2 separate regions of the Homo sapiens genome follow, and region 1 is linked to region 2. Evidence: read pairs that join two places in POLR2A ChIA-PET (ENCODE). Cell type or tissue: GM12878. All regions are shown on one strand. Region 1 overlaps RFTN1 (raftlin, lipid raft linker 1). Region 2 overlaps RFTN1 (raftlin, lipid raft linker 1).

Evidence for each region. ChIA-PET counts read pairs that join two places held together with the same protein. Peaks named below come from ENCODE experiments on the same cell type or tissue, not always from the same donor. Only the 100,000 strongest peaks of a DNase experiment are listed, where the experiment ranks them.
Region 1: POLR2A ChIA-PET joins it to region 2 with 5 read pairs; 5 of 35 experiments call an interaction of 5 or more read pairs at or near these places.

The regions. Positions count from the first base shown.
Region 1 is chr3:16,422,505-16,426,504 of GRCh38, reverse strand. All of the region lies in intron 3 of RFTN1 (raftlin, lipid raft linker 1), which reads left to right. Among named protein-coding and RNA genes, the nearest start is that of RFTN1, 89 kb to the left of the region's middle. In GM12878, no CTCF peak of the experiment used is centred here; a DNase peak (open chromatin) is centred at 2,274; H3K4me3 peaks cover 261 bases; H3K27ac peaks cover 1,811 bases.
Region 2 is chr3:16,502,405-16,506,404 of GRCh38, reverse strand. The region is part of intron 1 of RFTN1 (raftlin, lipid raft linker 1); the gene reads left to right. Among named protein-coding and RNA genes, the nearest start is that of RFTN1, 9.3 kb to the left of the region's middle. In GM12878, no CTCF peak of the experiment used is centred here; a DNase peak (open chromatin) is centred at 2,044; H3K4me3 peaks cover 41 bases; H3K27ac peaks cover 2,216 bases.

The sequences.
Region 1 (4,000 bases), 80 kb after region 2:
TTTTTTTTATAGCCTACAAGATAATATGAACATTTTCTTTGGCATTTGAAAAGGGCAAAATTGGGAAAGTACAAAATTATACTGAAACTAAAAAGAAAATCCTTTAAAAAATTACAGTCGAAAGTGTCCTCTTTAAGTGGCCTTGTGTCTTTTCATGTCTAATTTTTACCAATTACCTTGACTCTTGGGAGAATTATAGGGCTTCTAGAAAGAGGTTTCATAATTAAGCGAAATACACAGGGGGTGGTAGCGCCTACTGGGGTGTGCCCTAGAAAATGTTCACACGCGAGGCCGAGGATCAGCCCTAGAGTGCGCTGATTGTTGGAATCACACGTGGGGAAGAAAGTAACGGTGGGTTTAGCACTGATTGATGCGTGCTACTGTGATGGGAAACTGCAGCCGCCGGTTTATTCCCAGAGAGCAGACATTGAGGAAGGTGAATTCAGAGCTCTTGCTTAAGGCAGAGCGGGGAATGAGAAGGTGTTTGTTTAGCATGTGGGTCGTTATTTTGGATTCCGATTTAGGTGGGGCGAACACCCGTTGCTGGCAGCTGCCCCTCGTTTCTGGTGTGGTATCTTTCCTCATCAGTTTTCTCTAGCTTCCTGAGGGGTGTGGAGGATTTGATTAGCTCTCCGGGCTGCCACCGTACCCCCTGAGGAGCTGTCCAGCATCACCAAGACTACCTTAATTTATTCCTCTTATTTTCCCATCTCACTCTGGAGTGACACCCTTTTCTGGTGTGTTGAAGTTTCAGGATTCACCGTTAATTATTTGTTTGCACTTTTCAATCTCATATGCCAGCGTAAAGCCACCTTCTCTTGGGGGAAAGAATTTTTTCCAATCCACACTCCTAAATGGCTTGCCGAGTTACTCTTGTTCTCTTCCTCCAAAGCATTGGCCTTTACCCCGGTGGAGAGAACAAGAAGGAGACGTGCATGGTTGGTGTGAGAGCTCATTTTCCCCACTCCTGTTCTATAGCTGCCCTTGATTGGCCTGTGTCTTTCCTCACATTTTATTTATTTTTTGTTTGTTTGTTTCTTCTGAGAGAGAGAATTAGCACACTAGTGATTTCCACCCTCTCCCCAGAACTATTTTGAAATGACAGAGAACAGTGAGCAGGTACCCAAACAAATGCACAAGCACTGAATTTCTTTGAAATTTCCTGTTAATCTTAAAACTTGGGTGAATACTTCAGTACCATGAAATGTCTGTATTTGTTTTTAAATAAAATAGAGGCCCCCTCTTCCCACATGTACATACAATCTTTAAGTAAAAATTGACTCTCTAGGAAGATTTATTTGGTAGCATTGCAAGGTAGACTACAGGGACATGATTTTGAGAATCGTATGCATAAGTGTAGGTAATTTAGTTGCAAATAATTTTACTAAAGCGTTGGAGTTTTCTATTTATATGTCTGTCTCATATTAAATATAGGAACTCAGATTGTCTTACTTTAAATCTTTGTGGGAGTCTTGTATTGAATAGTCTACCTATTCAACTCTGTTGAATTGAAAATTGACATTTTTTCCTCTTTGTCAATCAGAAGTAACTTAGATTTTTTTTGTGTGTTTTTCAAGCTGAAAAAGATATAATGGGCATTACCAGTGATGGGTCCTGGATGAGACTAGTCATTGAGTTTTACACTTTTAGATATGAATGCAGAAGTAGGTGAGATATAATGTTTAGATGTATATAAGTACATTATTAATGATTTAAATGTTCATGAGATTTTTATATAATGATTGTCTCTAAAATCTGTCCAAATTTTATATTTTAAATGATTGAAAGATGGAACCATTTACAAAGAGGTAAATGCTATAAAGATGCTATAAGTATATGAAAATATGATAAATATGCTATAAATATGAATACATCATTTCATTCACTTCCTATCATCGACCATGAGTTGGAACTTAAAATGGCTACAAAGACTTTAAAAACCAAATTAGCAGCTTGTATTCACATAACACCTGTTTCTGAGAGTCTGAGAGCACTTTGCTTTGTTCCTGTATGTTTTCGGTATTATAATTAATTCTCATTATGTCCTCATGATGGTTGTTTCTGTTGTTAATATTTGTCGAAAACATTACTGTGCTTTCAGCAGAGGTTTTAGACATACACTGTTTTGTAACCAAAAGATACCATGACCTTCCCTCATTCCCCACTTCTCATTTTATGTCTAGGAAAATGAGGCTGAAGAAGTCATTAACGACTTCTCAGTCCGAAGTTTGGAGTGGGTAATGGGAGTGTGTGGTGAATATAGAACTCAAGTTCCATCTTGAGACTCATGGCACAGAAATACATCATCTTTCAACTCAGAGGCCCCAGAGCTTATAGAAACATCCTCAGAGAATTCTGAGAATTTTCTGGGCTTTGTAACATCCCCAGTCCCCATGGCTACACTGTGGGACCAGAAGCTTTGCTAATTCCCCAGCTGGTTTCAGAACATAGGGCTACAACTGCAAACCACTTAGAGCTCCCCAAATGGCCCCATTCAGCAGGCTGGCTGGGTCTTTTCAGTTTCTGCACCAAATGATTATATGCAAATAATGGTTCTACGATTATCAGTGTGTTATTTTCTCTCTGCTCCCTAAAAACAAAATAAAAATGTATTTATTACGTGTCTTTTGGGTCCGCTAAGGTAGCAGTCTTTGTTAGAGAGAATGAGATGGACACGATTCCTGTTCGTGGGGAATTTGTAATATATTGCTATAGTTTAAGTCTCCAAAATTACTCCATCAAGCAACCTGGATCTCTTAGGAACATAATGCCCCCTTTTCTTGTAAAGAACATTTATGTGTTTGCAGGTACTTCTTCATATGATTTCTCATTTTTGATAATAGCCATCATAGCTACCATTTATTTACTGCTGTGGCTGGCTGGAGTCCTTGTTCATTGCTTCATGATATATATTATCTTTATTCCCCTAAGCCAAGATGAAGGAAATGAGACTCAGAGTGGTACTTGTCCAAGCCAGTGTCCACACGTTTCATGAGTGGAGAAACCGGTTTTCACATTGGCACCTGTCTTCTAATAGCATTCCTCTTTAATTGTTTAGCTGTGAGGGTTAAGGTAGGTAAGGATAGAATTTCTCAGCCTTGGTACTATTGACATTTTGGATCAGACAATTGTGTGTGGGACTGTCCTGTACATTGTAGGATATTTAGTAGACTCTCTGGTGTCTACCCACAAGATTCTACCAGCAAACCCCCCATCCCTGCAGTTGTGACAGATTCCAGACATTGCCTAATGTCTGTGGAAGGACAAAACTGCCCCGATTTGAGAACCAGTGGGTTAGTTAGGGAGTAAGACAGGGAGTCTAACTTTTTTTTTTTTTGAGACAGAGTCTCGCTCTGTCACCCAGGCTGGAGTGCAGTGGCGTGATCTTGGTTCACTGCAAGCTCTGCCTCCTGGGTTCTCGCCATTCTCCTGCCTCAGCCTCCCAAGGAGCTGGGACTACAGGCACCAACCACCATGCCCGGCTAATTTTTTTTGTATTTTTTGTAGAGATGGGGTTTCACTGTGTTAGCCAGGATGGTCTCGATCTCCTGACCTCATGATCCACCCACTTCGGCCTCCCAAAGTGCTGGGATTACAGGCGTGAGCCACTGCACCCAGCCAGGAGTCTAACTTTTATTTTCTTCTAGGTAGCCACCTTTGCCAAGAGCACTTATTAAGTTAACCTAACTTTGCCATTGAATAAATGCCACCTTTATTATAGTTAGGATTTCTATATGTACATCCCAATCTATTCCTGATTCTTTATTGTTTCTTTGATCTACTTATTGATTTTTGTGCCAGAACCATGTTATTTTGATGATAATAAATTTGTAATGTATGTTAACATCCAGTAGGGCACTATTCTTTTTTTTTTTTAGACGGAGTCTCGCTTTGTCACCAGGCTGGAGTGCAGTGGCACAATCTCGGCTCACTGCAACTTCCGCCTCCCGGGTTCAAGTGATTCTCCTGCCTCAGCCTCCTGAGTAGCTGGGATTACAGG
Region 2 (4,000 bases):
AAACCTTCCAGAGGCTTCCAACTCAGTCAGGGTAAAGCTGAAGTGCTCACGGCCCGGCCAGGCCTACGCTCTGTCTCCCCAGCCCTGTTTGACTTCACCCTGAGGTCTGCTCAGCCTCCCAGGGGCCCCACACCCCAGCTTGTTTGCACCTGCCACTGCCTTGCCTAGCCCACCCTCCCCCTTATCCCATGGCTCGCTCTGTGGCCTTCCTCATGATTTTGCTTAAACGTCACCTTCTGGGTGTGGCCTTTCCCAATCCCCGTATTTAAAACACTATACCTCCTCCTGTGATTGCTATCCCTCCCCCCTGCATTGTTGTTTTCTAGTTGGCATACTTTAAAAATGGGATTTTGTGTATTATTTTTATTTGTTTGTCTATTGCCTGTTTCTCGGCTTCTGAAGGTAAGGTCCATGAGGGCAGGCGTGCTCTTTTATTGTGTGAATCTCTTTTGTTTTACTTTGGTATCACTGGCATTTAGAACAGGGCCTTGCACATAGTAAGTGCTCATTACTTATTTATTGGATGAATCAATGGCCTAGAGTGGCAATCCTGTTAGAGCTCAGCCTTGAAGGAGTGTGATGGTTAATTTTATGTCATTTTTTCCTAGGCTACGGTGCCTAGTTTTTGGCCAAACACCAGTCTGGGTATTGCTGTGAGTTATTTTTTAGGCATGATGAACTTTGAAATCAGAAGACTTGGAGTAAAGCAGATCACCCTCCATCATGTGGGTGGACCTCATCCATTCAGTTGAAAGCCTTAAGAAAAAATACTGAGATCCACAAGAAGGAACTCTGACTCCAGACCGCCTTTGGATTCAAGATTGCAACATCAACTATTCTCTGGGTTTCCAGCCTTCTGGCCTGCCCTGAAGATTTTAAACTTGTCAGCCCCCCAATTTCATGAGCTAATTCCTTATAATAAATACCTCTATTTGTCTCTCTCTATCTGGGTACACACACACACACATCTGACTGGTTTTGTTTCTCTGGAGAACCCTGACTAATAGAGAAGATGAGAGGTACGGGAAAGGAATGTCAGGTGGAGGTCCACTGGAGGAAAAGGGTGGTGCCTGGAGAGTTCTGAGGGTGTACAAAAGATTGCAGTAGCTTAGCCTGACTTCACTCTAGGGTCAACTGTGAAAGGAAACAATGGGAGGTAGGACTGGAAAGGAGGGAGGATGGAGGGAGATTGAGGCTGAGGACTCCAAGCTGCACAGCAGATGTGATTATGCTCTTTGAGCCACTTGTGTGGTGTAAAATGGTTAATGTGGGAAAAGCTGGAGATAGGAATTAGATGGATGAGGGGGAGGCAGATTCCAGGAAAGCGTTGGTAGCTGTTGCGATGGCAGATTGGTTTGGAGAATAAAGTGGAGGAATGGATAGCATCCACCAGCTCTGGATGGGCCAATGTCAGGGTGAGGATGGTGGCGGGAGCAGGCTGATACTGGGGTTTTGGGCCTGGATGTTGGGAGGGCAGTGGTACCACCCAGAGACGAGAAATGCAGGAGGAAGAGCAAGCTTGTTGGGCAAGGTGCTGCATTCTGTGGGGCATATTCTTCCAGAAGTGCTGAGAAAGTCTCAGGTGAAGAGAGAAAGTTCCAGGTGGAGATGTTGAAACAGTTCTTGGAGATGTCTGCCTGGAGCTGGAGAGAAGACAGGCAGGCTGGGAAGGGAACTGGGGAGCTCTTGCCTGGAGCAGGTCAAGTTAGGGCAAGAGAGGGAGTGTGAGTGCTAAGGGAGAGACAATAGCATGTAAGTAACTTTTTTGAGCATACATAATACTATGTATTGGTGGTTCCCAAATTCTGTGCTAAGATACCGCAAGGCACTGCAGCAAAGGCACAGGGTGGCCAAGGGATATTTCACATCTTTGAGGGAAATGCAGCAATACTTAACATCTGTCAGATACCACGCTAACTACTAGCTTGAGGCACTTCACAATATCAACATCTGACAGTACCATATTACTCTTGATGATGTCATATCTTTACAAGCTACATTTTGGGTAGTTGCTAAGAAAATCAGTGTGGAACTGAAAATGAGGGTGGTGGTGTTCAGTGTGGTTCCAAGTTTTGAGAAGTTGCTCAGTGTCCAACAGATGCACACATCCCATTAGCAAGTAATTGTGGTTAGTTAAGAATGAAAGAAAAAATATTTCTTCTTTCAGTTTATGTGTGCTATTTTTCTGAAAGGCTGCTGTTGTTAGGCTGTGAATAAGTATTAAGTTGTTTGGACCTAACTACTTAATAAAACGAACTATTGGGTATTTTTTTTTTAGTCTAGGGCATGCCATTAAAAAATGTACAGAGAAACTAAGGGCACTGTGAACGGAGAAATCCTCAGAATCTCTGCCATATGTTGTTCTGGGTGTTATATATAGATTGTAAAAGAGTACACGCAGGGATAGAAAGATAGGGAGACAGGGAATGGCATGAGGACTGTGTCCAAGATGTCTATTTATCCAAAAATAAACTATCTGAAGCAAATAAGGTAAAAATGTAAGCACTTGTGAAATCCAGGTGGTGGATCCATGGACATCTCATTTTCTGTACTTTTCCATATGTTTGAAGTGGTTTATAATTAAAATAATTTTGGAAAAGTGAGGCAAGAGGATGGAGGAGGACAGAAATGTAGGAGGTGCCTGTGCTTGCCTGGGAGGATGGCAGAGGAGACTGGGAAGGGGTGTCTGAGGTAGAAAGAGATTCAAGAGATTGAGGGATGTGGAACTAAGCAGATCCGTATGGCTGAGCTCTGAACTGTGGTTCTCAGTCCTGGAGGTGAGGGTGTAGGAGAGATCCTGGGCCCTGCTGAGTCCTGGCTATTAGGAGATTGGAGAGGGCTAGGAGTGGGAAAAGACTGGGTTTGCTCCTAGAGCACTGATGCTCAACCCTGGCTGCATGTTAGCATCACTTGGGGGTTTTAAAAATAATGGTGCTCTGGCCCCACCCCTAAATGCCTGAGCATCAGGGCTTTTAACAGCTCTCCAGATGGTTCCAAAGTGCAGTCAAGATTAAGAGCCACTGCCACAGCTCAGGGTTTCTCAAACTGTACTGTGAGTCAAACTTTAAGGGATCATTTATTGCTCAAATACAGATTCTGATTCAGCAGGTCTGGGATGGGGCCTGGGATCCTGCATTTTTAACAAGATCCTGGATGCTGCTGCTGGTCTGAGGTCCACATGTTGAGTAGCAGGTTCTGAGTGGGAGCTATTTTTAGCGAAGGGTGGCTGGAGAGCAGCAGAGCAGAGATGGACTCAGGTTCAGACCCCTCCTGAGACAGACTGAGATGGTGGTAGGTGTGGGAGTTGGAGGAGTGGGGGTAAGCAAGTGTTTTCTTCTTATAATGCAAACACCACTCCTATTAGGTATCTTTTATTGTGTAACAAATTACACCAAAACTTGGCCGCTGAAGAGTCAGCTCTCAACCACTCCACAATGCCACTTCTCATATAGGAGCAAGACTTCTGTTAACATGAACTGCCTGGATTAATTATCTATTGATGGGTGGTAAATTGCCCTAAAACCTGGAGGCTTAAAACAACAAACATGTTATCTTGCATGGTTTCTCTGAGTCGGGAATCCAGAAATGGCCTAACTGAGTGCTTCTGACTTAGGGTCTCTCATGAGGTTGCAGTGAGGATGTTGGCCGGGCTGAAGGCTGTAGGATCTACTTCCACATGGGTGCTGAGTTAGTGCTGACTGTTGGCAGGAGGCCTCGTTGCCCTGCAGTGGAACTTCATCCTGCTGATAGAGTGTCCTCACAACATGGCAGCTGGCTTCCCCCAGAACGAGAGATCTAGGAGAGCGAGGTAGAACCCACAATGTTTCCTATAAAGTAGCCTGGGAAATCACACTCATTTCCACCATATCCTTCTGGTTACACAGGTCAGCCCTATTCACTGTGGGAGGGGACCACACAAGGGTGTGAATACCAGGAGGATCACTGAGGGTCGTCCTGGAGGCTGGCTGTGATATCCTTATTGTTTTCTTTTCTTTTCTTT